Regions from separate parts of the Mus musculus genome. Here all the other regions are linked to region 1. Evidence: chromatin loops called from intact Hi-C (ENCODE). Cell type or tissue: heart. All regions are shown on one strand. Each heading gives the region's core, and the rest is flanking DNA. Links, peaks and the distances in the headings are about the cores only.

Region 1 (9,974 bases), core at 729-8,728:
GTGTGGATGTCAAGCAATGAAAGCATTGATCTGGTTACACATTTCATCAGGGGCTGCCGAGGCTCAGAACTGTAGGGTCTCCTCACTGCACACCTGTTAGGAGTTAAGTCACCTGGCCAAAGGTCAGGACAGCGGGTGAGGGCTGGGATTCAGAGACAGCCTCCTCGTAGAACCTGGGCTCTGATCTCCAGGCCACCCTGACTCCTAGCCTGGGATTCTTCATGGCAACCTGTACCCTTCACTACCCTCTCTCCAGGGACTTCTGCCTGGGGTGAGCCCTCCGTACCCGCTGCAGCTGCCTTCCAGCCTGGGCACAAGCGGACACCCTCTGAGGCTGAGCGATGGTTGGAGGAAGTGTCCCAGGTGGCTAAGGCCCAGCAGCAACAGCAACAGCAGCAGCAGCAACAACAGCAGCAGCAAGCCACCTCCGTGCCACCAATGCCCACCATGGCCCCCACCCTTCAACCCTTTTCTGCCCCAGTGGGGCCCTTTGACACTGCAGCTGCCCAAGTGGCTGTTTTCCTGCCGCCCACACATATGCAGCCTCCGTTTGTGCCCGCCTACCCAGGTCTGGGTTATCCACCAATGCCCCGGGTGCCTGTGGTGGGCATCACACCTTCACAGATGGTAGCCAACGCCTTCTGCTCAGCTGCCCAGCTCCAGCCCCAACCTGCCACACTGCTTGGAAAAGCTGGGGCCTTCCCCCCACCTGCTGCACCCAGTGCCCCTGGGGGCCAGGCCCGTCCGCGCCCCAATGGGGCTCCCTGGCCCCCAGAGCCAGCGCCTGCCCCTGCCCCTGAGTTGGACCCCTTCGAGGCCCAGTGGGCGGCACTAGAAGGCAAACCCGCTGTGGAGAAACCCTCCAACCCCTTCTCTGGTGACTTGCAGAAGACCTTCGAGATTGAACTGTAGCCCAAATTGCCCTGCTCCCGCTCCATCAGCCCCAGGTGTACCGCGCTCAGGAGGGGAGGCCCAGCCTCTATCCTAGTGTTGCTCCCTGAGCTGCGCCCCTCAATGCTCCCTCTAAGCCCTTCTCTCCACCACCCCTCACAAACCACTACAGAACCAATATTGTGATGCCTAGGTTTTGCCAAGATGGAATTCAGGGATGGACCCAGCCTGGCTAAGGGAACCATTTCACTGCCGGACTTAGGCTGGTGATGCCCCTTCCCCAGCCCCAGTCATGGAATGCCCTCTGTTCAAGCTACTTTCCCTAGTTTCTGTTGTGCCCTTCCACCTTCCAGTGTTGGGCAGGGTGGAGGAGGGAGGCCCACTTAAGCCTGGTCCGTCCTCTCCTTGTCCCATACACACAGCACAAGCTAAGGGCTTCCTCTCTGCCCACGCTGTGTTCACTGCCAATGCTGTGCTTGCCCTGGCCCCCTCCCCGATTCGATTCGGGGCGTGTCTTCCGGAGGGCCAAGGTCTCACGGGGTGGGGCCCGACTGGGGGCCCAGGAGAGGGGCGGTGGGAGGGATGAAGACTCTGTTACCTCATGTCGGTGCCCGCTGGGGAGGGGTCCCAGGAGAAGAAGAAGGGGGTGCCTGGCGGGTACTTTTCTATCTTTTATTTCCAGATTTTTTTTGTATCTAAACTTGCAGATTTGTATTATACAAGGACAGCCAATAAAGGAAGAATATAATGGTGGCCACTGGGAAATCAAGGTGTGTGCATACGAGCGGAGGGCCCTGCGTGGAGCTTCTCCCACCGCATAGCTGTCCCTGCCTGTGATCCTGGCACTGGGGGCCCGGAAGCAGGGAGATCCTGAGCTTATGGTGGGTCTCTGAGGCCACCCTGGAGTATGTGAGACCCTGGCTCAAAGAAAAAAAAAAGCCTTTTGTCATTTTAAACATGTCCCTGAGCTTTAAACCTGACCTCTGAGTCATGGTTTGGTGATCAGCATCTGCCGTGTAGATGGTAGAGGGAGCCCACAGTTAATCATTGCTTTCTTAATTATTAACAGACTTGAAACCAAGGAGTCAGGCACATTGTGAGTTATTGCTAATTGGTCTGAGATCAGCATTCCAAGTGGCTCATCAAAACACATCTTGGACCACCCTGGGAAAGGCCTGTCGGTCGGTCTCACTTTCCAAAACTTGGGCCAAAGTTTCCCCTGGCAGTTCCTGGGTGTGTTTTGTTTTTCATTTATTTGTTTCGAGAGACAAGGTCTTAGTATGTTTCCCAGGCTGGCCTAGAACTCAGATCCGCCAGCCTCTGTGTCTATAGTGATGGGATTAGAGATGTGCGCCCCATACTTGGTGTCCACTAGCATCTCAAACCCCTGTGTTACTGCTTAAGTCACTGAACATAATCGATGAGACCTTTAAAAAAAAATGACTGGGGAGCTGAGCCTGGTGACTTGGAAGCTAGCAGCAAGAGAATCAGGAGTTCAAGGCCATCCAAGGATACATAGCTAATTTGATCCAGGGCAACATGAAGCATCAAGGCTCTATCTACGCGCACACACACACACACACACACACACACCCCAAATATGGGGGCTGTGGCTCAGTGATAGAGTGCTTGCCTAGCATAGATGGGGCTCTGGTTCTGTTCCCAGTGCTGCAAAAAGAAAAGATAAATGCATATCAAACTATATTTTGTACTCCCTTAAAATAACATGGTTTTGTGCAAGCCGATATTCTGTTCCTATTTGTTTGGTTTTTTTTAATTAGGTATTTTCTTCATTTACATTTCAAATGCTATCCCAAAAGTCCCCCATACCCCCCACCCCTCCCCACCCACTCCCACTTCTTGGCCCTGGCATTCCCCTGTACTGAGGCCTATAAAGTTTGCAAGAACAAGGGGCCTCTCTTTCCAATGATGGCTGTCTAGGCCATCTTCTGCTACATATGCAGCTAGAGACACGTTTGGAGGCTGATTATGGGATGGATCCCTGGGTGTGGCAGTCTCTAGATGGTCCATCCTTTCGCCTCAGCTCCAAACTTTGTCTCTGTAACTCCTTCCATGGGTGTTTTGTTCCCAATTCTAAGAAGGGGCAAAGTGTCCACACTTTGGTCTTCGTTCTTCTTGAGTTTCATGTGTTTTGCAAATTGTATCTTGGGTATTCTAAGTTTCTGGGCTAATATCCACTTATCAGTGAGTACATATCATTTGAGTTCTTTTGTGATTGTGTTACCTCACTCAAGAATGATACCCTCCAGGTCCATCCATTTGCCTAGGAATTTCATAAATTCATTCTTTTTAATAGCTGAGTAGTACTCCATTGTGTAAATGCACCACATTTTCTGTATCCATTCCTCTGTTGAGGGACATCTGGGTTCTTTCCAGCTTCTGGCTATTATAAATAAGGCTGCTATGAACATAGTGGAGCATGTGTCCTTCTTACCAGTTGGAACATCTTCTGGATATATGCCCAGGAGAGGTATTGCGGGATCCTCCGGTAGTACTATGTCCAATTTTTGAGGAACCGCCAGACTGATTTCCAGAGTGGTTGTACAAGCTTGCAATCCCACCAACAACGGTTTTGTTTTGGTTTTTTAACTTAAGATTTATTTTATGTATGTGAGTACACTGTCAACTGTCTTCAGACACACCAGAAGAGGGCATCAGATCCCATAACAAATGGTTGTGAGCCACCATGTGGTTGCTGAGAATTGAACTCAGGACCTCTGGAAGAACAGCCAGTGCTCTTAACTGATGAGCCATCTCTCCAGCTCCTGTTCCTATTTGTTAATGGGGGTCACACACCTGATTTGGGAAGAAGGAAGAAGCTGGGACTCAAACCCAGCCTCTGGCCAGCCTTGAAGCTGGGGTAGAAACAGGCTGGGATCTAGCGTCAAGAACTTACCCCAGCACCAGGGACTTTTAACCAACACCTGTGCTGGGATGCAGACCCCAGGCATGGCTAGAGGGCTCTGCTAGAGATGAGCCTCATCTGGGCACCCTCAAGCCTTTGTTCAGTCAGTGGGAACCCCAGGCTGATTTTTGCACAGCCTTTCCTGTTACCAAGGAGGTCTTTCAGCGCTGCCCCTCATCAGCCATGCACATGCAAACAGGTGGAGAACGCCAGAGGTAGCGCCAAAGATGGGCATCTCATCAAGACCTCCCTACCGCCCCCAGCCCCCCCCCCCCCCCACCACCACCCGACTGGACCAGTTTCTCTCCCATGGCCTGCATGGAGGTTCTTGCTCTTCCTGCACAGAACTCATAGTCTGGTCCCCTCACCCCACCTCCTGTCCCCAGGCTTAGGTTCCCTCGGAATGGACCCAGGAAAAAGCCCGGTGTGGCATATGATTATAATCCCAGCACTCTAGAGGCTGAAGCAGGAGGATCATTGAGTTAAAGGCCAGCCTTATCAGAATAAAACTAGGAAACCCGGATAAACCCTCCGATTACATCATTTGGAGGGACATCCTTACTGGCTGCTTTGGCACCTCCTACCTAGTGCTTAGGAAAGCTTCCCAGCCACTGTGGAGCCCGGCCTTTGTGCCTCTTTCCCAGGAGCAGCGCCCAGGATCCTTGTTCAGTCCTTTATTCTCATCTAAGCTGGGAGAATCTAGATTCCTCCGGATGCTGCAGAGGACTGGTTCCTACCGGCGGCCGCGGCCAACGCAGTCAACCCTAGCTGTGAGAGCTATGAATCCTGCGCTCGCGATAGGATAGCGCATAGTAGGACAGAGGGTGGAGTGCGGCTGGAAAGCGCCCCCTGGTGACCTTGGCTGCGCCGCGATGGAGTGGCCTGAGGGCTGGCTTAGCAAAGGACTTACACTCAAAAGGACTGGGAGGCAGAACATCATTTTTGGAAAAAACAACTGTCGTCAGAGCCAGGAGGAACGTTATCCCTCAGGCCTTGGCTCGGCAGCTTGCTCCTCTGGGAAGCCCTCTTTGACTCCCCTAGTTCGGATCTGGCTATTCTGCTGGACGCCTATAAAACAGCGTTGTCAGCGCGAGCCTGCCAAATCAGGACGGGACTCTTCTCTGCCTGCGCCCCACCCCCACTTCTTGCCTGCATCTACCATTCCATCTTATGATCTTTGTTATCCACTCATCCCACCCTACCCTCTGCTTTCACCCCATCCTGTCTGTGTGTCCATTCCACTCCAGACTTTCTGCCAGCTCCCCGCAATCCAACTGCCTATGGTTTTACAGCACCCCACCCTGCTCCCAGCTCTCTGCCTGCTTCCCCCACACTCTGACTGGGATCCTATCTCACCCTCCCTGACTGTTTCCTTAGCCCCATCCCACTCTAACTCCCCCACCCCCGACCCTTGACTCTGCGGAGTATCACTACCGCCTCACAGATTTTATTTTGTCCAGCGGCTTTATTAAGATATAATCTACTTGGGGGGTGGGGTGGAGAGATAGCTAGCGGTTAAGAGCACTGGTTGCTCTTTGAGAGATCCATTCAAAACCTACCACCCACGTGGCGGCTGTAACTCCATCCAGTTCTAGGCCATTCATTGCCCTCTTCTGGTCTCTGCAGGCACTGCACATACCTAGTGCACAGACATAACATCTAGCTTAGTTCAGTTCCCTGCAACCACATGTTGGCTCACAACTATCTGTAATGGGATCCGTTGCCTCTTCTGTTGTGCCTGAAGATAGCAACAGTGTACTCACGTATATTAAATAAATCTAAAGCAAGATGTAATCTATTTATAAAGTTCACATTTTAAATGATCTCATAATCGATGGCGATTTTACAGTTGAGCGTCCATCATTGTGAATTCTACTTTAGAACATTAAGGTCATTCCAAAATGACCTGTTCACCCATGCGTAGTCACTCCTTATTCCTATCCCACCCCAGGCAATCACTGATGCCTGTTAAGTCTCCATCCCTCCTCTATGCACAACTCTCCGCACCACCCCAAGTTGGGAAAATATTTCTTTTGCATGCTAAGGTTTTTGCAGTGACACAGAACCTACCCTGAGGGAACTCAGAAGTCCCATTGGGGACATGGCTAGCTAGTAAAAGATGCTTGCTGCACAAGTCCAACACCCTGAGTCCCAGATAAACTCCCGAGGACTGTCCTCGGACGTGGAAACTTAAGGGTTCTTTGGAAAGGCAGCTGTGTTGGCTGGTGTTTTGCTGGGGCCCGTGGGTGAAGGAACATTTTGTTAAAGTGGACACAGGTGTGAAAGGCTAAGGTGAACTCGTGAAGGGACGTTTCACTGACACAGACACAGGAAAGAGGATGTTCTGCTAAAGCAAGCACGTAAAAGGACACGTGATGAGCGAGTCTTTGCTAACAACACACATGCATTGGTTCACCTTACGTTGCAGAGTCGAGCTGCATTTGTTGGGATGCCATAGAGAGAAACACATCAAAAAACTTCTGGTGGTGTGCTGCAGTTTCTTGCTGCTTCCCAGGACTTGGGCTGATTGGCAGAGTGATGTCAGCTGAGACAGATGCGCATGCTGAGGCATGACACATGTAGAACACATGATGTTTGGAGGGCATAAATAGGACTAGGCAGACAGTGATGGGGACAGAGCTTGGCTCGCTGGTACAGCTAGCTGTGTAACGTTTGTGGGTCTCACATCTTCTCTGATCTTCGCTTCCCTGAGAGAGGCACAGCCTAGAACTTCTCCAGGCATTCCTCCTGGTCCTTCCTGCTGACTCAAGCTGAGGCTGGGGCCTGGCTGTCTCTGCTAGGTCACATCACCACTGTTGCTAACCCGACTCTACTAAACTGGACTGCTGATGTATCCATGAAATGTTTGCGAGTAGATTGAGCTGCCACTGCTGACCTGTGAACTGAACTGTTGATCTCCAGACAACACAGATGGGAGCTGCTCCAAAGAACCTTTCTAAACAGGTCCACTTCCCCCATATCCTTTCTTTCCCACTACCTCTGGTGAGTGGTGGGCTAAAAGGAATGTTAAAACATTTAAGAACCATCATCAAAAATAGGTGTTTGAGGTGCTGGAGAGATGGCTCAGTGGTTAAGGGCACTGACTGCTCTTCCGGAGGCCCTGAGTTCAATTCCCAGCAACCACATGGTGGCTCACAACCATCCATAATGAGATCTGATGCTCTCTTCCGGTGTGTCTGAAGACAGCTACAGTGCACTCATATACATAAGATAAATAAATAATTTTGAAAAAATTAAAGTTGCGTTCTCTGTCCCCCATATGTGTACCATGGCACACACATGCACACTGAATAGTAATAGTTTAAAGTCATGTTGGAAAAAAAAAACTAGTGGAGAAAATATGTCCATTCAACCCCTGTTATCACTGATTTAAAAAAATTGTTTTGGGCTGGTAACAAGGTCACTCCAGCAAACCTGAAAATCTGGGTCCCATTCCCCTCTCACAACACACATGGTGGAAGAAGGAACAGATTTCCAAAACTTGTCCTCTAGCTTCACACATGCGCTGTGATGTGCTCTCTCTCTCAGACAGACAGACAGACACACTAAATCTTTTTAAAAACATTGTCCATATAAGCACTAAGTGTGTGGCTCAGCACTAGAACACTTACTTGCCTAGCCCTGGGGTTCATCCCCAGCACCGTTTGGGAAATAACAAGTCAAAACAAGAGCTCACCATGGTGGTGAGCACATGTCACCCCAAATTTGGAAGGAAGAGGCAGAAAGACGGGAGTTCAAGGTCTTTCTCCGCTGTACAAGTGAGTTTAAGGTCAGCTTGGATATGCAAAACTCAGTATCAGAGAGAGGTAGGGCTGGCAGAGACAAGAATAATGAAGAGATAGGCATGGAGCTTAGGAAAGACTCTCTGGGGTACCCTGTCAAAGGCTGGTCAAGAAGGAATCCTGACCCAGAAAGACAGTGAGTTCAAGGCCAGCCTGGGATACATACTGTGCCCCAAGACACCTTAAGCTCAAAATCATGACCCTATCTCAAGAAAAATCAAACAAATCAAACAAAAAGAAACCATGCCCTATCAATCAAACAAAAAGAAACCTCGCCCTCAAAATCATGGCCCTATCCCTATCTCAAGAAAAAGGCAATCAGGAGGTTTGCAAACACCTTTAATCTCCTGGTGCTTAGGAGGCAGAGGCAGGTGGATCTCTAAGTTCAAGGCCAGCCTGGCAGCTTGGTCTACAGAGTGAGTTCCAGAATAGTCAGGGGCTACAGAGAAATCATGTCTCAAAGCACATGTACACACACTTTCTCTCGATAGATAGATAGATAGATAGATAGATAGATAGATAGATAGAGATATATATAGAAAGAGTGTGTGTATAATTCATATGAATGAAAGGAAAAGGAAAAGGCAAAAGAAGGGGAAATGACAACATAACAAAAATTCCAGCAAGACAAACAGAAAAAACAAACAAACAAACAAAAAGAAGCCGCACGCGCGTGCACATGCACTTGCACACACACATACACTCACACACACAAAATATTGCCATAGAGGAAAACTGATCACAGAATAAAATGATTCTAGCAGAATCATGTGCTTGCCTGGTATACACAGAAGCCAGAAGAGGGCACTAGATCCCCTGGAATTGGTTGTAGGCCACCATGTGGGTGCTGGAAACTGAACTTGGTTCCAGCCAGTGCCTGTAACTACCTTGCGCTCTCTCCAGCCGTCCTTTTTAAACTGGATAATGTTGTATGGCAGTAGCAGGGTGAGATCTTGCAGCCTTCATGTTTCCCACATGTTTCTCCTCGATATGATAAATATCTGACAAAATAACTTAAGGGTGAGTGGGCTTGAAGGAACAGCAGCCAGCCTGGTGGAGAAGGCATGGAGGCTGATCTCATGAAGAGTCTTGAATGCTGGTTTTATTCCTCCTAGGACCCCTCTGTATGGAAGGTGGTACCATTCATATTTAGGATAGTTCTTCTTGCCCAAATTAACTTTATGAAGACACAGATTAGCCCAAAGGCTTGATTCTAAGTCCCACGCAGGGCCAGTGAGATGGCTCAGCAGGGAAAGGCAATTTCAGCCAAGCTGGATGACCTGAGTTCAACCAGATCAACCCCTGGGACCCATGACCTAAGTAGTAGTGGGAAAGAGAGAAACAATCCCTAAAGTTGTCCTCTGATCACCACACACACACACACACACACACACTGAATTTTAAAATTTTTAATCCCACTAAGACGACAAGATTAAACATTACATGAATCATGGTTTTATTTCTTTTCCTAAGATAGGGTCTCCCTTCCCATGTAGCTCTGACTGCATCTGGTAATCACTAGCCCAGCCTAGACTCTAACTTTTGGCAGTTGCTCTGTCTCTGCGACTCAATGGAGTTACAAATGCGTGCCATTATACCCAGTTTGAATAATACTTTTCTTGAGTCTGGCGCCTTAGACCACTTAGTCATCTTGACACCCTCAAATCCTAGCTTTCTGTAGCACATCCAGGCTGTATGTGCCTGACTATTAGTTATCATCTGCCCACTTTCCTCCCATCGTGCTCCATGTATATATACCCTGGTGTGTCCCAGAAGTGGGGTTCCTGCGACAAAGTGTAGTCTGTTAGTGTCACATGCTGTATTTCTTTATAAGGTTTCTTTCTCTCTCTCTTTTTTTTTGTTTTTTGTTGTTGTTGTTTGTTTGTTTCTTTGTTTTTTGAGACAATATTTCTCTGTGTAGTCCTGGCTGTCCTGGAACTCACTCTGTAGACCAGGCTGGCCTCGAACTCAGAACTCTACCTGCCTCTGCCTCACTGGGGTGCCCTGTCAAAGGCTGATCAAGAAGTCTTGCAGGAATCCTGACCCAGAAAGACAGTGAGTTCAAGGCCAGCCTGGGATACATACTGTGCTGGGATTAAAGGCGTGCACCACCACTGCCTGACTTTTTTTTTTTTTAAAAGATTTATTTATTTATTTCATGTATGTATGTGGACTGTCATTGTCTTCAGACACACCAAAAAAGGGCATCAATCCCCCATTACAGATGGTTGTGAGCCACCATGTAGTTGCTGGGAATTGAACTCAGGTCCTCTGGAAGAGCAGTCAGTGCTCTTAACCGCTGAGTCATCTCTCGAGCCCTATAGGGTTCATTTCTATCTGAAGTTTCAGGCATC
Region 2 (9,584 bases), core at 1-8,000, 150 kb before region 1:
TACTGACACCATGAGGTGGTACATTGCGACTGCGCCTTGGGATGTCCCTGGGCTGTCTGTACTGGCATATTTTGTGCTTGGTTGGTTTATGAGGTTTGGTTTGGTTTCTTTCATTGAGACAAAGTCTCTCATAGCCCTGGGTGGTCTCAAACTCTCTATGCAACCAAGAATAACCTGGAACTCCTGATCCCTACCCTCTGCCTCCCAAGTGCTGAGATTGCAGAGGTCAACCACTATAAACAAATGTCTATTTTTTTTATTAATTTAGGGTTTACTTGTATGCATATGTGTTTGTGGCATGCAGAGTGTTCAGGGGTGCCTGCCAAGGTCATAAGGAAGGTCAGATCTCCTGGAGTTATAGGCAATCATTAATAGCCTGAGGAAGCCCTCTGGTCCCTAGCTGTCTGATTTTGAGACAGTTTTGAGCCTTATAACCCAGGCTGACCTCAAACTTGAGGCAACCATCCTGCCTCAGCAGGGGTTACAGGTGCTAACCACCCTTAGGACTCTTTGGCTGTACTCACTGGTGATTTTGTGGGCAGCTGTTGGCTATGATACCTGTGTGCCGTGCTGTGGGCAGTGTAATGTATTCTTGTTCTGCAAGAGTTTTGTTGTACATGACATTGCCAAATTATTTAGGAGTATTGTCATATCACACATTGCGTGGCCTGTCATATTGCACATTGCGTGGCCTCGTGAGAGCATTCTGGACTGTGAGGTGCTGTCTCACGGTGGGTGAATTCTGAGCAAGCAGGAATCGTGGGAGCACTCCATCTGGCACATGTTGTATTGGCAGAGCTTCACACTGACCTACTTCATCTCTCCACCTCAGGCAAGCCCTTTGACCCCGTGTTTATCCTGAGCCGCTCTGTGTCCAACATTATCTGCTCTGTCGTCTTCGGAAGTCGCTTCGACTATGACGATGAGCGTCTGCTCACCATCATCCACTTTATCAATGACAACTTCAAGATTATGAGCAGCCCTTGGGGCGAGGTAAGCACTCGGAGGTCAACCAGATGGGATCATGGGTCCACAGGGTCCAAAAATGTACCAGGGGCCAGTGATGAGATACATGCCTATAAACCCCATACTAAGGAGGCCGAGGGGAGAGGATTGCCACAAGTTCCTGACCAAGCTAGACAAAATAGAAAGAACTCCTCCTTAAAACCCCACCCCCAGTTACACGGTCCACCCATCCTCCTCTGTCCTGCCCCCCTCCCTCCCACTCTCGTTCCACCCTTGCAGAACTTGGCTGCCCATGACAAGACCAGGTCAGAGTTGATTTAAGTTTGCTTTGCTTAGCCTATCCATCAACCCCCAAGCTTGCTTCACGAAGCCTCTCCAACTCTGGTCCCCAGATGTACAACATCTTCCCAAGTGTCCTTGATTGGATACCTGGGCCACACAAACGCTTGTTCCGGAACTTTGGAGGCATGAAAGATCTCATTGCCCGCAGCGTCCGCGAACACCAGGATTCCCTGGACCCCAACTCTCCCCGGGACTTCATCGACTGCTTCCTCACAAAGATGGCACAGGTAGCTGTAGGATGAAGATTCTCCCTCTAGGCTGGTGTGAAGCCCTCCTGCTGCCCCCTCCCGCTCCCCGCCTCAAACGTGCACAGATCTCAGTTTGGGTAGAGTCCTGAAGCTGTGGCACCTGGCCCTGCTGGACAGCTGCCCAAAGCGACTACCAATTAACAAATTATTAAGCCGTTGTGGTTGGCCAAATTGTTCACCTTGGGCCTTGTCACTTTTTCTCTCTCCCTTCACACTACCCGGCTCCCACCAAAAAAAAAAAAAAAAAAAAAAAAAAAAGTTAGCTCAAGAGAGGGACAGAGCCAGCGACTAGTGACGGTAGCAGTTGAGTGGATCACAGAGGCTCCGAAGTATAAGCTTCTCCCAGTCCCTGACTCATAGTACCATCCTTCAACCACAGGAGAAGCAAGACCCACTGAGCCACTTCAATATGGATACCCTGCTGATGACCACACACAACCTGCTCTTCGGTGGCACAGAAACCGTGGGCACCACACTGCGTCACGCCTTCCTTATTCTTATGAAATACCCCAAAGTGCAAGGTACACGGGCAGCAATGTCCCCTCTACATTACCTCCTCCCTTCTCCTACCCTCCACCCCCACCCTACCCCGTCCAGAGGGTCTAGTAGAGCCCTCCATTAACAACCCTCTCATACAAGCCAAACCAACTAAGAGGCCCTCAGGGTCCACACAGTGCCATTCCCGACCATACCTGAGTACTATTGGCCCTGCCCACAACACATGCGACTGTCTGTCTGGCCTCTGAATCCTTCTTCCTCTGTCATCTCAAAACCCCGCCCCTGAGACCCAGTCACAAGGTCTGCTAAGAACCTTGAACTCTTCTGAATAACATGACTCCCTCCAGCACATAAGCCTCCCCTTCCCCAGGCTCCGCCTCCTGGGTGTCTTCCTGGCTTTGCGGGAGATAGCTGCACTGCCCACACACTAGGTCCATGAGCCTCAAAGCCCTTCCAGAAATCAAATGAGGATCCTAGGATCCAAACAGCCCTAAAGCCCACCTACACAAACTCACACCCAGAAACCCATGCAACAATCAACATTTTTCCCTCTTGAAAACAAATGCTTTGAAACCCAGACTAACCAGAACTCACAGCTATCTTCCTGCCTCAGCTTCCTGCGTGCAATGATGACAGGCCACTGCCTACAACTAGAAAAGCTCTGACTTGATCCTGTCCCATGAACTCCCACAAACCTGCCCCAGTCCCAGCGGTTCCTCAGAGACCATCATTCACTACCTTCTCCTTCTACCTCCAGCCCGCGTGCAGGAAGAGATTGACCGTGTGGTGGGGCGCTCGCGGATGCCGACGCTGGAAGACCGTACATCCATGCCTTACACAGATGCAGTGATCCACGAAGTGCAACGCTTTGCTGACGTCATCCCCATGAACCTGCCTCACCGTGTCACTCGGGACACACCTTTCCGGGGCTTCCTGATACCCAAGGTGTGCTGGGCTCCTAAAATGACATAGGGGTAACCTAGGAAGGGTACCTCAAGCTTTTGTAATTGGCTAAGAGGTACCCTAGACCCTAGCAATCAGCTCCCAGGGTACCAATCAGCAGAGGTGGGAAGTTGCCAATATTTTTTTCCAATATTTAATTTTGTTTTTTACATGTATGGTGTTTCCCCTAAATGGCTGTGTACCACATGCATGCAGTGCCCAAGGAGGCCAAAAGAGGGCGCTGTGGCCTCTGGAACTGAATATACAGATGGTTGGGAGGCATCAAGAGGGTGCTGGGAATTGAACACAGGTTCTCTGCAAGAGTAGCCAGTGCCCTTAATACCATCTCCCCAGTCTTTTTTTTTTTGGGGGGGGGGTTCCCTTATAGCCCAGGTTGACCTTGAACTCCCTACGTGACTGAGGTTGGACTTGAACTCCCGAAGCTCCTGCCTCCTCCTCCAGTGTATTGGAATTCTACCACCCCTGGCTTAGCCATTTTAGATGCTTTAAAACAGAGTTCCTTCATATCAGAAGAGATCGGAACTCCATACACCTTCCTATCTCAAGCCCCTTCCTCAGACCCCTTTCCAGAACTACTGGGCTCTGGAATTTTATCTAAACATCTCCTGAGGCCAAAATACCATTCTTGGAGGACACCCTCTCCAAACACTCCACCCCAACTCCCACCCCACCCCACTTTGCACCCCAGCACACCCCCACTCAGAAATCCCGCGTCTGCTTCTACAAAGCTCAGGACCAAGGGTGGCCCACATCCATTTCTCAGACCTCAACAACAGCATCTAGCACCTATCTCTAGGGGACCTAGGTAGAGTCCCACCTTTTCAAATCCCTAGTGCTCCATCTTTGCAGCACAGAAACTCGAGCTTGGGGGAAAAAATTAATAATAAACCCATTTTCAGAATGGAAAGATGTCTCAGCAGTTAAGAGCACGTCCAAAGGACCCAGGTTGGATTCCTAGCATCCACATAGCAATTCACAACCACCATTTCCAGGAAACTTTACACCCATATTGCACACAGGCAAACACTTAGACATAAAATAAAGTTTTGTTAATCCTCAGTGAGAGTACATTCACTGACTGTCTCTTCGCCCACACAGGGCACAGATGTCATCACACTCCTTAACACTGTGCACTACGACTCGGACCAGTTCAAGACGCCTCAGGAGTTCAATCCTGAACATTTTCTGGACGACAATCATTCTTTCAAAAAGAGCCCCGCCTTCATGCCATTTTCGGCTGGTAAGAGATGGAGTGAACTGTAACTCTAACCCTACTCTTCAAACCATCCCATCCTTGGCTTAGCATACAGAAATTTCCCTTTTCCAATTTGGTTCCTTTAACACCAAGGTGAAAGCCGCTTAAGAATGATTATTAAACTCCCACTAGGTGGCGCTGCTGGCCCTGGTTTTTCTTAACTCTACCTTGCAGCGGGGGCGGGGGTGGGGGGTAGGTGTGGAGCTGGGGGAAGGGGACTGGGAAACGAAGGAGGCGGGAATTCTAATTACTCCGTACAAGAAGGAGGAAATGAGGACTAATGTCAGATAAATTGCCTTTTGTGTGCCTGATGCTGTCTCTGAGAAGGGGCCAAATGAGTTGGGCTCCGTAGCCAGATCACAGTGGATTGCACCCCAGTTCTGTCCCATCTGTGGTAACATTCTGATACAAGATTTGAACCCAGACAGTTGCATTCATATCGGCAGCTTCCTCGGCTTCATTCCCTCCTGTGTCAGCGATATCCCCGATCATGATCTTCAAACCCACACATTTTCCTCTAAGAATATGGGATGCAGCCCATGCTCTCTTACCTAACCTCTGCTCTCGGCCCTCTTGCCCACACAGGACGTCGACTGTGTCTGGGAGAGCCACTGGCGCGCATGGAGCTCTTCATATACTTCACCTCCATTCTGCAGAACTTCACATTGCAGCCGCTGGTGGATCCTGAGGACATCGACCTGACCCCGCTCAGCTCAGGGCTGGGCAATTTGCCAAGGCCTTTCCAGCTGTGTATGCACATTCGCTGAGTACTGCGCCCAGGGACCCCTGTCCTTCTTCCAGTTGGGGTTCACTGTCATAGGCCTCCATTGATATCTCTCTCACATGATCTTCCCTTAACCCTGGGCCTGCCACGTATCAGTACTTTACCCCGCCTATCTTAAGCCCATCTTCATGGAAAGAATGACGTGACAAAGGTGAAATACCCGTCTTATACGCACAGAACCTATTCTATGATGCACCCTTTTCCTGTCTGTTTGTATCATTTCCTAGTAAATATCTTAATAACTGATGTATATCTGACTTGGCTGAATTAGTTGGAAGAGATCAACCCGTGATGGCAGCAGTCGAAGAGCGGTGGGTCGAATCCCCTTTCCACAAGACTCATCTGGGATCAGATATTTACATTATGATTCACAACAGCAAAATTACAGGTATAAAGTAGCAACAAACATAATTTTATGTGTAGGATCACCCCAACTTGAGGAATTATTGGGGGCCACAGCATTAGGAAGATTGAGAACCACTGTTTTATGGTGAGGAAGTAGAAGGTCTGGTGCAGAGGGAATGAAGACACGCCCATCCCAAGGCTCTCCTATAGTTACCAGATGCAAAGTCAGAGACTTGTCTAGGCTACTGAATGAGCTCAAAGTCAACTTAATTGTCTCAAAGTTAATTTTTGAAAGTACTGAAGATATAGTTCGCTAATAGAGTTCTTGCAAACATGTATGGCTCCCGTGGTCTGGTCTCCAGTACTGCAAACCAAGGGGGAAGGGAGTTAACGTTTTCTGGAAACCAGCTGGAAAGAAAAGAATGTGGGGGCCTAAAGACAGAGAGGCAGAGAAACCAAGACCGAGGAGGGAAAGGTCACCAGGGGAGATATCAACTACGGGGCCCGTGGGATGGAAGCTAGAGAGCCTGAGAGAGACGATTACAAAAGACTAAACTATGCTTCCCAAGAAAAGAGCTCTCGATGACACCCCTAATTCTCCCTATAGAACAAAGAAGGATTGCTACCCCATGTTACAGACCAAACTGAGACTAAGAAAGATGCAGTGGTTTGCCCAAGATCACACTGGAGCACTCACCACAGACACTGAAGCTCTAACCACTACCCTTCAATAAACCAGAGGCTGCAAAGGGACAAAAGAAAACATTGTCAGAGACAGAGGAGAGTAGAGATAAAGAGAAAAAAAAAAAGTCGGGGAGCCGGCTCAGCAGTTAAGAGCACTTCCTGCTATTCCAAAGGACCCTGGTTCAAGTCCCCCATATGATAGCTCACAATGATTCACTCTAGTCCCAGGGGATCTGACACCTCTTCTGGCCACCACAGGCACTAGCAATACATGTGCCACACAGACATGAATGCAGATAAGACAAGAAAGAGAAATATGAGAGAGAGAGAGAGAGAGAGAACACCAAAGGGGGAGGGGGTGTGGAAAGGAGACACAAGCAAAGAAAAAGAAAACTAGGCCTGATAAAAAAGAGCAGTATTGGCTCAGGACACCCATCCAAGGCCAAGTTCTCAGCACAAAGAAGATTTATTTGCCCCAGAAAGACAAGGATGGGGAGTAAGATGCAAAGACAGGAGATAAAGGATGAGGGAGATGGGGAAGGGAATTAGGGAGAGGCAGAAGGGGTATCCCTCCTCAAGCACAAGGGACTTGCCTCTGGATAGACAGAAGACAGATGTGGCACATAGAAAAAATGGTGGTTTATAAAGGTAAAGGGGGAAACCCTGTGTTAGGATGAGATGTTAATTTTGCTTGGGCAGGTTAATTAGGACATTCAACGGGAACTTTTGCTTGCTGGACTAATACTTTGATAGCTGGACCTTGGTGGTCAGCCCCAGGAGAAAAAAGTGGAGAAATAAGGAAATAGGTCTCGGTGAGCAGCTTTAGGAATGTAATCTAATGGTTTTTAGCAAGGCGGAGGGAATGGAGGAGAAAGGCAAGCAAGGCCTACCAGAGCTGTGTTTGCCACACTTGGTCCTGTTGAAGACCCTTCACCAAGAAAGCCAGGTCTGCAAGCTCAGTTATCCCAGAGACTGGGGCAGAAGGATCACTAATTCAAAAGCTGCTCTGCCACAGAGTGAGTTCAAAAGCCATCCTGGACAGCTTAGTGTCCCAAAAAGGAAAAGGGCTTGGAAGCTCCGTGTGGTGGCCCACATATTTTTAATCCCAGAGTTTGCGAGGCAGACACAGGCAGATGAGTTGAAGACCAGCATACTCTACATAGTGAGTTCCAAACCAACCAAGGCTACATAATTAGATCCTGACCCCACCCCTAGGCTTGGGTCAGAGGGGAGGCTTGAAGTGTTGTTCAACAGTACAGAGCTTGCTGAGAATCCACCAATAGGGGGTTGGGGACATGACTCAGGGGTAGAGCCCCTGCCTAGAATCCCCCAGTGAGGGGCTGGGGGCGTGGCTCAGTGGTAGAGCCCCTGCCTAGAATCCCTCAGTGAGGGGCTGGGTGTGTGGCTCAGTGGTAGAGCCCCTGCCTAGAATCCCCCAGTGAGGGGCTGGGGGCGTGACTCAGTGGTAGAGCCCCTGCCTAGAATCCCCCAGTGAGGGGCTGGGAGCGTGGCTCAGTGGTAGAGCCCCTGCCTAGAATCCCCCAGTGAGTGGCTGGGGGCGCTCAGCGGTAGAGCCCCTGCCTAGCACATGCAATGCTCTGAGTTCAAGTCCTAGTACTGGAGACAACAGCAACAACAAGAAGACAGTGAAAGAGAAAAGAAAAGAGTCATGTGTGAAAACTGAAGTGACACAAACCCTGCATGGGTCTGAGCTAGGTCCTCCGCGTGCACATATGTTGTGGTTGAGTAGCCTGGTGTTCTTGTGAGACCCCCAACTTTGTGATTTGGGGAGGGGGAGGCTATCTCTGACTGCTTTTGCCTGTGCTGGGGACCCTTTTTATACTACTGGGTTGCCTCGTCCAGCCTCGACATGAGTGTTTGCATCTAGTCTTATTGTATGCTGTGCTCGCGTGATATCAGTGGAAGACCTGCTCTGTGTTTTAAAGGAAAATGGAGGAGATGGGGATGGGGGGGAGGAATTTGTGGGGAAAGGACTGAGAGGAGTTGAGGAAGGGAAAACTGCAGACCGGATATAATGTGTGAGTGAATAAAAAGAAGAAAAGAAAGAATCATGTGTAGAGGCTGTGAAAGGGAGTCTCTGGCTCCCTCTCCTCCCACCCCTGCGGGCTTTGCTCTGCAGCCCCTCCCTGTGGGGTGGGGATACAGTCACAAGCACGAAGCTTCAAAGCTTAGCACTGACCCTAACATCTTGACAGTTTGCTGATGATAGCTTTTCCTCCCAAGCTGCAGGCACGGTGCGTCTGGCTCCTAGCCACAGACAGCACTGAAATGGAGAGACCTACCTTGAAAAGAGTCTCCCCGAAGCCATTAGAAGTTGGGACATGCTCTGCAGAGCCTGACGCCAGCCTAGGCCAGGGCTATAGATAATCCTGACATGGGATATTGAGTTCCTAATCCCTACAGGGAGATCACGGGGTCTACTTCAGAACCTGAACAGGCATGAAGAGGCCCAGGGAGAGATGACAAAGAGAAATATATGGGGATAGTTAAAAGAAAATGAGGTGTGGTGATACAGATGCAGAATCTCAGCACTTGGGAGGCAGAAGCAAGTGATTCTTATCTCAAGATCAGCATGGGCTACAGAAGTGAGAGAGGCTCAGTCTCAGAAGCCAGATCTGTTGGTGAAGACTTGTAGTCCCAGATATTTGGAAGGCTGAGGCACCATCACAGTAAGTTCATGGCCAGACTGGGCAACTTAGTGAGATCTTATCTCAAAACAAAAAGCAAAAACAAACAAACTAACTAAGCATCTGCCTAGAATCCCCCAGTGAGGGGCTGGGGGCGTGGCTCAGTGGTAGAGCCCCTGCCTAGAATCCCCTCCAGGGAAGGGCTGGGGTGTGGCTCAGTGGAAGAGTACTTACCTAAAATTTACCAGTGAGTGACCCAGGCATGACTCTGTGCTAAAGCACTCGCCTGGAGTTTACCGATGAGGAGCTGGGGTAATTAACTAATACTGCATTTGTCTAGCTTATGCAGGCTTCAGGTTCAATGCCTAGTACCTCTAAGAGTAGGCTTAGAGTTTTCAAAACCTACTTTAATAAGGGTACTGAAACACTTCAACCTCCCTTCTAGCCCACCTACCAGAGGTAAGGGGGAAGAAAGGTTGCTAGGAAACGGGAGTTGGGGAACGTGGACCTGTTTAGAAGTAGTTCTTTAGGGCAATACCAATCTTCATTGTCAAGATATCAGCAGTCCAGTCCAAAACACCAAACACTAACAGTAACAGTGGCTTGACACAGGGTTCCTCTAATGGGCATGAGGCCTTGGAACTGAAAGACCCTGAAGGGAGCCCCTCACTCAAGCCTCAGGAAAATAGCAGACCCCCAAGAACTCACGAGAGACCAAACGATGCAAACCACACGAGGTTTTATTTGGGGAAAGCCAGAGCTCTGGGGATGACTTGTATCCCACACAGGGGTAGAGGAGTCAACCCCGAGGGGAAAGGGGTCCCAGTTTTTATAGGTCCTTAAGAGGGGAA
Region 3 (9,974 bases), core at 839-8,838, 510 kb before region 1:
CCCTCCTCCTCCAACCACAAAGATACAACAACAGAGAAACCTGCCCTTCAAGAAAAACAGGGGAAAGTAAGAGAGAGGGCCATAAAGCTCCAGCTTCTCTTTTTTTTTAATTGCCTCTTTTTTGAGATTATAATATATTTACAACATTTCCTCTTCCCTGTCCTCCATCCAAATGCTAGCATATACTCCTCCTTATTCAACTTTTTATTAATTGTTGTTACTTGCATATATATGTGCAAGTATATATGTGTGTGTGTGTGTGTGTGTGTGCAAGTATATATATGTGTGTGTGTGTGTGTGTGTGCAAGTATATATACATGCAAGTGTATATATATATATATATATATATGTGCAAGTATATATGTGTGTGCAAGAATATATATGCAAGTATATATAAGTGCAAGTATATATGTATATATGTGCAAGTATATATACATGTAAGTATATATATCTGCAAGTATATATATATGTGCAAGAATATATATGCAAGTGTATATATAAGTACATATATATGCAAGTGTATATGTGTGTATGTGTGTATGTGTATGCAAGTAACGTGTGTGTGTGTGTGTGTGTGTGTGTGTGTGTGTGTGCATTCCATAGTCTTTTATTCTCAGCACCGTGGCCAGCTGTGGGTCTCTGTCAATTGCCATCTACTGCAAAAACTAAGCATGGCTGTTTTATCCATTCATTTGTTTTTATTTTTGCTGTTGTTGTCTTGTTGAGACGGGGTCTTTCTATATAGCCTTGACTGCTCTGGAACTCACTATACAGACCAGAGTGGCCTCCAACTCACAGAGATCCACCTACCTCTGCCTCCTTACAAGCGCTGGGACTGAAGATGTGCACCACCACTGCCCAGCTCAGAAACTTCTCTGATGGTGGGTGAGAGATGCACTAATCTATGACTATACAAATAAATCTTTAGGAGTAGGTTTGGTATGAGATTCAGTTAGCAGAACAATAGTAGGTTCTCCTCTGGGATCTATGATTTACCTGGCCATGTGTTCTTGGCCTCCCTACTGGTACTAGGCATGGGCTGTATCTTATGACAGGGACCTTAAAATCCAATCAGAAAGTGTTCCAAACTAAGTGTACCGTAATATTAGTTTTTCTATTGTACAGTGGGCATGTCTTTGCAGTCTGGTTCTCACTGTTGCTCACAGGGCCCAGAGCTGGGTAGGACTGATGGTTTCATCCCTTCCAGTAATCAACATAGCACCTCCCAACACTACGAATGCTAGCCAATAGGGGTGAAGCTTCCTGGCCAGTCAGCACCTGCTTGATTTTCCTGTGTTCTAGGATTCAAGCATGTAGTGTCTTCAGCAATGGGGTTTTACTACCCATCAAATTCTGGAAGATAGTTGTCTTAGTTAGGGTTTTATTGCTGTCAAAAGACACCATGACCAAGGCAACTCTTATAAAGCAAACATTTACTTGGGGCTGGCTTACAGTTTCAGAGGTTTAATCCATTACCATCATGGTGGAAAACATGGCAGTGTGCAGGCAGAAAAAGAGGCAAGAGTTCTACATTTTAATATAAAGGCAGCCAGGAGAAGACTCTGTTCTGCAGGTAGCCAGAAAGAAACTATCTTCTGCTTTGGGTGAAGTTTGAGCCTATATATGAAATCTCAAAGCCCACCTCCGTAGTGACACACTTCCTCCAACAAGGCCACACCCACTCCAACAAGGCCACACCCACTCCAATAAGGCCACACCCACAACAACAAGGCCACACCTTCTAATAGTGCCATTCTCTATGGGCCAAGCATCCAAACACATGAATCTACAGGGGCCAAACCTACTTAAACCACCACACTAACCAAGAGCAATAGCAATAACCTATACTGTTGGGGGCATCTATGAGACCCTTCCAGCCAACAACTCAATCCTAATCCCATCACTGAGTGATGTAGTCAGTGTTCTATTGCTCTGAAGAGATACCATGACCAAGGCAACTCATAAATGAAAGCGTTTAATTGGGCTGGCTTACAGTTTCAGAAGTTTAGTCCATTATCCTCATGGCAGGGAGCATGGTGGCACACGGGCAGACATAGTAGATGAGAGTCCTACATCCAGCTATGGCTATGCAGGCAGCAGCAAGAGACAGACCCTAGGCCTGGCATGAGCAATTGAAACCTCAAAATTCACCCCCAGTGACACACTTCTTCCAACAAGGTTACAATTGCTCCAACAAGGCCACCCCTCCTAAGCCTTTCAAAGAGTGAGTCCCTAATCATCCAAGTATGTGAGCCTACGGAGACCATACCTATTCTAGCCACCACATGTGGCTTTTTATATGACAAAAAGACCTGTGGTATCTAGTAGGATCATTGCCTCCATACAAGTGCTTCAAAAGTGTGTATATACTTTGGTAAGCTGCTTTTACAGTGGTTGGTTCAAGCTTGGCTTTCTCAGAGGTTTTAGGATTAACCATCCCTCTTCGTACTCCCTCCCTTACCCTGCCCTCACATTCCTCACACCACTTAATCCGTCTTGCTCCATTACTCCCCATCCCACCTCTGCTGCCAGAATTCTATCCCCCCAAGGCCCAGAAGCTGTGCTACCTGCAGGAGTCCTCAAGTAGTCGTTTCTGACCAGTAGATGGCAGTACTACATTATGTGATGCACTGATTGGCACCTGGTCAGGAAGTAAGGCCAGCAGGTGGGCAGAGACGTTGTGTGTGGGGTGTGTGTGTGTGTGTGTGTGTGTGTGTGTGTGTGTGTGTGTGTGTGTGTGTGTTGCGCTGCTCCTTGAGGCCCTCGGGAGACAGGTGATGGGGTTTGTAGATGAGCAGGGAAGAGACACAAGGGAGGGTTTAGAGCTCAGCCACAGACTTATTTTTAAAGAAATGGGGGGAAGGGAACTGTGAGGCCTCCTAAGCTCTTTGACTCATACATTTGATTACATAAAGTCTCTTTCCATCCAACCTACAGTAGTCTCCAGATACTCAGGGCAGACTTTATGGTTGACCTAGGAGGAATCTACCATTAGCAATCAGGGGCCAGATAGGCAGCTCAGCATATAAGTGCACAAGCTACTCATGTGGGGGACCAGAACTTAGTTCCCTGGACCCATGAAAGGTGGCTCACAACTGCCAGTAACTACAGCTGAGGGGATCCAGGGCCCTCAACAAAGTAAAACAGAAAGAGGAAAAAAAAAAAAGAGGAAAGGAAGGAAGAGAGTTGGGGAGGCTGGAGTGATGGTGGTGCTAGGGCAGGGCACACACGAGGACCTGACTTTGGACCTCCAGTACCACATAAAACAACCAGTGCCTGTGCACACACCACACACACACATACACACACACACCATACACACAGACCCAACACACACACACATCCTGTACACACACACCATATACACAGACCCAACACACACCACACACACACATCACTCACACACACATCCTGTACACACGCACCATACATCACACACATACACACACCACACACACAGACCCAACACACGTCACACACACACCACATACCAAACATCCTGTACACACATACCATACAACACACACATACACACACCATACACACAGATCCAACACACATCACACTCACAACATGAACACAACACATATACACATACACCACACACATACTACACATGACATGCATACAAACTCCACACACATCACACACACTGCACACATATACACACATAACACACAGCACACACATGCACACACACAACACACATGCATACATATACACACATACACACACATAACAGGATCACTATATACACCTATGTACACACCATACACACATATATGCACATTGCACACACATACACACACACTCATATACACACAAACATAAATTTAAAAAGATTTAGAGTGTGCTTTACAATTAAAAAGGAATTCAATGTAGAGAATCTCATTACAACTAAAAAAAGAAAAGAAGAGAAAAGAAAAGAAAAGAAAAGAAAAGAAAAGAAAAGAAAAGAAAGCTGTTGTCTTTCTGCACCTGCCTTGATGTTTATAAAACACTCTCTATAGTATAAAAAAAAAAAACTGGCATTTGTCGAATATTTTGTGGGTTTTTTCAAAAGAGCTTGGAAGTTTACAAAGCCCTTTAAAATGTACAATTGTAAACTGTACACAGGACTGAACCCTTATAAATACCTTGTGGCTTATAAAGTATCTTACAACCTACAAAGATATTTTGTTTGCAAAATTCCTTTGGCAGCATGCATTGTTATAAAGTGATTTTCCATTTCACAACATAAATATTTTGTTAATTCCTGTGTAATGTTCACAAAGAGGCTTCCACAAATAAAGGTCTTTATTTTGCCTGCAAAGCTCATTAAGTGGAAAACCACTTGATGATAGCTTAATTTTTTCAATGCCCTTGAAGGGAGGGAGGGAGGGAGGGAGGGAGGGAGGGAGGGAGGGAGGGAGGGAAGTTCTGTTTTGTTTTCTTTTGTTTTGTTTTGTTTTGTTTTTTCAGTCTTCCCACATTGATATGACTAGTGTTTCCTGGGTGTCCACTAGGAGGCAGGCAAGATGCTAAGCGTGGGATTTGGCAATTAAACCAAGGAGACACCATTTCTGATGACCCGATAAAATACCCTGACAATCAGCAGCATGGGGGAGGAAGGATTTATTCTGCTTATAATTCCAGATGCTATTCCATCAGTGGAGGGGAAGTCAAGGCAGGAACTTCAAATAGGTTCACATCACATCTGCAGTCATTAGCAGAAAGAACAAACTCACCCTTGCTTGTGCTTAGCTAACTTTCTATACTATTCTATAGTCCAGGTCCCCAAAACCAGGGAATGGTACCAACCACAGAGAGCTGGGTCTTACTACATCAATTAACAATCAAAAAACAGCCCCACAGAGCAACCCAATGTAGACTATGCCTCACTGAGACTTTCTTCCCAGGTGATTCTACCTAGTAAGACCCTGTCTCAAAACAAACAAACAAACAAACAAACAAACCTACCACGTCCCTGGATCCCTGAAATTTTTGGTATGAAAATCTAGAGACAGGGCCATGCTGTGTAACCCAGGCTGCTGTCCTCAGACACTATTTCGTCAACCTCCTGAGTGCTAGTATTATAGTCCTGAGGTACCCAGCCGGACTTGGTGTAATCTTGGACTTTACAGAATAGATGAGACAGTGGCACTGCAGGCCACAGTCTCTCAGCCTAAGTACCTATGTTTCGATAGCCAGAATCCTTTCCCAAGTCACTCTTGCAGTTCCAGTATTTGCCCTACAGGGGGAGCACCAGTCCCAGGAGATCAGACCTCTATTTCATTACTCTTGACAAGCTAACTTACACAGAGAAACGGTTCGTTTTGCCTCAAAGTTTTGAAGGCCCCACAGTAAGCAGGAGGGCCCGTTGCTATGGGCCATCTGGTGGGCATGTTGCATAGCAGTGCCAGGGAACGTTTGGTACGACAAGTTATTCTTACTTCATGAACAGAAAAGAAAAAGAAAAAGAAAAAGAAAAAAAAGGAAAAGAAGAAGAAAGGGGAGGGGAGGGGAAGAGATGGGGGTCCCCCCAAAGCCTCTTCAGCCATACCTCCAGGACTAAGAACATGTCACAAGTCCCCACCTCCGAAAAGTTTCACCATCTCCAAATAGGGCCATCCTGAGTACTGAATTACCATATAGACCTATGGGGGACGTCCAAGTTCGCCCCACTTTTTCAAAACCTACCCTATTTCTCTTTCCCTCGGTCAGCTTTGGGAAGGCATTGGAAACTAACAAAACTCAAAACTGGGCTGGAGAGGCATCTCTCTGGGTTATGAGTGCAAGCATGAGAACCCAAGTTCAAATCCCCATTATTCATGTAAAAGTCTGGGCATGGCCATGTAGAGCATACATATAACACTGGCAAGGGGAGCCACAACAGAGGCATTGCTTGGGCTTCTTGGCTGCCAAGCAAAGTAATGAGTTTCAGGCTCAAGGAGAGAACAGGTTTGAAGTGAATAAGGTGGAGAATGCGTGACAACCCCTGCACAGGGGCACAGACACACACACACACACACATACACACACAGAGTGGGAGAGATTGTTCAAAATCCATCACTGTGTGGCCCCATCATGCCAAGCTAGAGCTAGGACAGAAACATAGTTTTGCATATCCAGCAGAGTAGCAAAGAACGGGGACTTAGAAGCCAAGAATCCGAACTTGGCATTTTCTATTGTGTTCAGTTTAAGCAAGTTTAAAAACCTGTACCTCGGTGCTGGAGAGATGGCTCAGCGGTTAAGAGCACTGACTGCTCTTCCAGAGGTCCTGAGTTCAAATCCCAGCAACCACATGGTGGCTCATAACCATCTGTAAAGGGATCTGGTGTTTCTGAAGACAGCTACAGTATACTAATACAAATAAAATAAATAAATTAAAAAAAAAAAAACCTGTACCTCTACCTTCCAAACCTATAATTAATCTCTACTACCAATAGTTGGTACCCTCCGCACATTGTAGAACATCGTATATAAAGGAGTTACAATGAGAAACATGGAAAATGAGAAAAACCACACTGTAGAACATTGTGGATGAGTGAGTTACACTGAAAAACACATACGTGAGAAACGCACATTGTAGAACATCGTATATAAAGGAGTTACAATGAGGTGAGAGGGTGAGAGGGCTAAATAGATAAATTTGGCCTATGTCCATGTTACCAAGGTGATAAAGACTGATTGAAAATGGTCTCTGTATACAGTGAGCCTTACCCTGTTTTGTGGGCAAACAGCAGCCTAAGAATATGCTCTGTGCTAACCAAGCAACTGAATCTCAGCCAATCACAGCATTTGAGCTTCAGCCAATCACAGGCTCCCAACTGACTAGACCATTTCCACAGGAAGCAAACTATAGCCAATCTATCTATCTATTTCATAAAGTAATTTTCCCTTCCCTTCCTTACCTAGCCAACTTTCTCTCTTCCTCTTCCTCCTCCTCCTCCTCCTCTTCCTCCCTCTCCCTCTCCCTCTCCCTCTCCCTCTCCCTCTCCCTCTCCCTCTCCCTCTCCCTCTCCCTCTCTCTCTCTCTCCTTAAAAAGAGAAAAGCCACTAAAACACCATGGAGTCCTATTTGAGTTGGCTAACTCCTCCTGAGCCTGGGAACTGACCTAGAGTGTGGTTGACAAACCCAGTGTCACTCCCTTTTAAAAAAAAAAAAAATTCTTTTCTTACCCTCTGCCATCAGCTGTCACTTGTGAAGAGCTTCTTGGATTGGGTGGGACTTTGTGCGCTCTCCCACCCCACCTGCTGGGGTTGTGTCTGAGTTGTGCCGGTCCTGCGCATGTGCAGCCTGTGGAGGCATGCGCATCCTGTGAGGGTCGCTGCGTGCCGTCACGGTCTCTTTGAGTTCATGTGTGCACCTGCTTTGTGTCTGGAAATTTTTGTCTCCTTTTCGTCATCTACCGCCTCTGGTTCTCACAGTCTCAGGATTAATAGTGTGAAAATAGCCATCGTACCAAAAGCAATTTACAGATTTAATACAATTGCTGTCAAAATTTCAATAAAATTATTCATGAAATTGAAAAACAAAACCTTAAACTTCCATATGAAAACATTTTGTTAAACTTAACTCACTGTAGATTTTTCTTTAACAAGAGGTTATTTGATGTTACACGTGGGAAGTATGAAAAGGTAGGTAGCTGCAAGACCAAGTTCTCAGCACAAAGGAGATTTGCTTGCCCCCTGGTGGGGTAGCGGGGTGCAGAGGAGGGATAAGGAGACAAAGACAGGAGTTAGAGGATGAGAGAGAAGGGAAAGGGAATGAGGAAGAGGGGTATTTATCCCAGAGGAACAAAGGACTGCCCGTGGGTAGAGAGGAGACAGACACGGCCCTTAGGAAAATGGTGATTTAGAAAGAAAGGGTAGAAGGGGAACCCCCTGTAAGGATGAGGTGTTTAGTTCTAATTAGGCATGTAAATTAAAACAGCCAAAGGGGACTTTTGATTGCTGAACTTCAATAGTTTGATAGCTGGACCTTTATAGTCAGTCTCAAGAGGAGGAAGTGACCAAATAAAGAAATAGACTTGGAGGCTAGCTACAGGAATATAATCGAATGGTTTTTTAGCAAGGCAGAGAGAACAGGTGAAGAAAGACAAAGCCTGCCAGAGCCATGTGTACCATGCTCAGGCTGGCTAGAGTCCTGCAAGGAGTGTGGGATGCTTGATCCTTTGTAAGGAATATTAAAGGTGTTAACTATTATCAGCCAACGTTGAGTAAGCCCATACTACATACTATCCTGGTACTAAGAAAATCATGCCCCCCCCCCCCGGCCAATTCGGTATGTAAATATCAGCAGATAAAACCCAACACAAGCAGGTCATAAGATGAAATAAGGTGAGCTCAGTTAGTTAGGAAACTGTCAGGTCATGGTCTTTTTAGACTGAATAGTGGGAGGGCTTTAGGAAATGTGAGCTCTGAAGGGGGGGGGGGGGGGAGGGCGTGACTTTCCTTTTGTATAGGGAGCCACAAGGGCAAAGGCCTTGAGGTGAGATCAGGTTTGGCAACTTCCAGGATCAATCAAACATAGTATCTGACAGGGTCTGCTGAAGGAAAAAAAAAAAGGTTTCACAAGGTCAGAGTTCCCTCTCCCCGCCTCTGTGTGTGTGTGTGTGTGTGTGTGTGTGTGTGCGCGTGTGCGTGTGCGTGTGTGTGCGTGTGTGTGTGTGTGTGTGTGCGTGTGTGTTCATAGTGCATGTCTGTGAAGCATGAGCGCACATATTCTGTGTAAGCACGCAGAGGCAGTGCAGGACACAATGTCTTTCTCTACTGCTCTTTGCCTTGAGACGGTCTCTCACTTTTTCTGTCTAGGCCATCTGGCCTGTGAGCTGCTCCTGGGGTCCTTTTGTCTTCGTTGCCCAATGCAGAGATTGCAGGAAACACAGAGGCATGCTCAGCTTGTTTTATGTGGGCTCTGGGGACTTGAACCGAACCGAGGTCCTTATACTTATCCAGCAAACACTCTTGCCCACAGAGAATATCCCAAGCTTCATACTTTATCTTTTGAGATAGGATAGCTCACTTAGCTCTGGGGGAGCTGCTGACTAGGCTGGGCTAATCGCCAGGAAACCACAGGAATCCACCTGCCTCTGCTTCCCCAGCTCTGGGATTAAAGGATGTGCCAATGTTCCTTGATTATCTCCTCCTCCTCCTCCTCCTCCTCCTCCTCCTCCTCCTCCTCCTCCTCCTCCTCCTCCTCCTCCTCCTCCTCTTTAATGTGGGCCCAGGGATTGAATTCAGATCCTTATATTTTTGCCACATATTTTACAGCCTGAACTATCTCTTCAGCCCAAGACAGGAATGTGTGTGTTCCCTATAGGGAAGTCCAGGTTGATCTTGAAACTGTGGCCTGAATGCTGCTGTTAAGGAGTGTGCCTGGTTCAGCTCACTGATTTTTTTTTTTTTTTTGTTACTCGTGTCTTCTCTTTTACTTATATAGACCCCTCGTATGTAGCCAGCACGTTGTGGGGCTCACAATAGATATTCTTGAAGTAAATAATAGGCAGGTGCTCAAGGGATGTGAATATACTTGGACATAATGTTTCCGGGTGGACACAATGGTCTCTAGAGCTCATAGATCTCCCTGGGAGATCTTTAGGTCCCAGGCTATGTCCCATGTCTACAGAATCAGAACCGCATCTCTAACCTTCTCAGCTTTCCCTCAGCGCAGGGATGGAGTTGGCAGGTTCTATTTACATCTCAGTGTTGAATCTGAGCTACTAGGTGACTTTGAGACGTGGCTTATCCCTGCCTCTGCCTTATCTGTGCAGTTGTAAGGCCATGAAGATAACAGGATTTACTATATGGAAGAGCTGCTGGTGGGATTGGCTGCAGTATGTACAAATAAATACTCGCACGTGTCTGGGATCCAGCCAGCACGCTGAAGAACTGGCTGTACTCATCAGTGTTGAAGCCTGTTGTTGAGGTTAAATGAGCTTTGATTTGCATGGCCTGGCACTAAATAAGAGTCAGAGAAATGACTGTGCTGG

What was found. Hi-C counts contacts between places; a loop is a spot of excess contacts. Peaks named below come from ENCODE experiments on the same cell type or tissue, not always from the same donor. Only the 100,000 strongest peaks of a DNase experiment are listed, where the experiment ranks them.
Region 2: it touches region 1 in a loop (9-fold over the local background); 13 of 42 quality-filtered maps call a loop at or near these places.
Region 3: it touches region 1 in a loop (4-fold over the local background); 10 of 42 quality-filtered maps call a loop at or near these places.

What each region holds. Positions count from the first base shown.
Region 1 is chr7:27,280,498-27,290,471 of GRCm38, forward strand. Numbl (numb-like) reads left to right here. Exons shown (of 10, transcript NM_010950.2): 10 at 257-1,653. The coding sequence ends at 912. Among named protein-coding and RNA genes, the nearest start is that of Numbl, 27 kb to the left of the region's middle. In heart, for the core only: CTCF peaks have their summits at 4,672 (motif pointing left) and 5,444 (motif pointing left); DNase peaks (open chromatin) are centred at 4,754 and 5,434; H3K4me3 peaks cover 1,145 bases; H3K27ac peaks cover 778 bases; H3K27me3 peaks cover 1,705 bases.
Region 2 is chr7:27,128,359-27,137,942 of GRCm38, forward strand. Cyp2f2 (cytochrome P450, family 2, subfamily f, polypeptide 2) reads left to right here. Exons shown (of 10, transcript NM_007817.2): 5 at 833-993; 6 at 1,359-1,535; 7 at 1,936-2,077; 8 at 2,812-2,999; 9 at 4,116-4,257; 10 at 4,858-5,302. The coding sequence ends at 5,039. Among named protein-coding and RNA genes, the nearest start is that of Cyp2f2, 13 kb to the left of the region's middle. In heart, for the core only: CTCF peaks have their summits at 20, 3,200 (motif pointing right), 4,391 (motif pointing right) and 4,596; no DNase peak of the experiment used is centred there.
Region 3 is chr7:26,773,468-26,783,441 of GRCm38, forward strand. Gm51442 (a long non-coding RNA gene) reads right to left here and starts at 8,172. Exons shown (of 2, transcript XR_003946615.1): 1 at 7,162-8,172. In heart, for the core only: CTCF peaks have their summits at 2,577 (motif pointing right), 4,522 (motif pointing right) and 5,228; no DNase peak of the experiment used is centred there; H3K27me3 peaks cover 316 bases.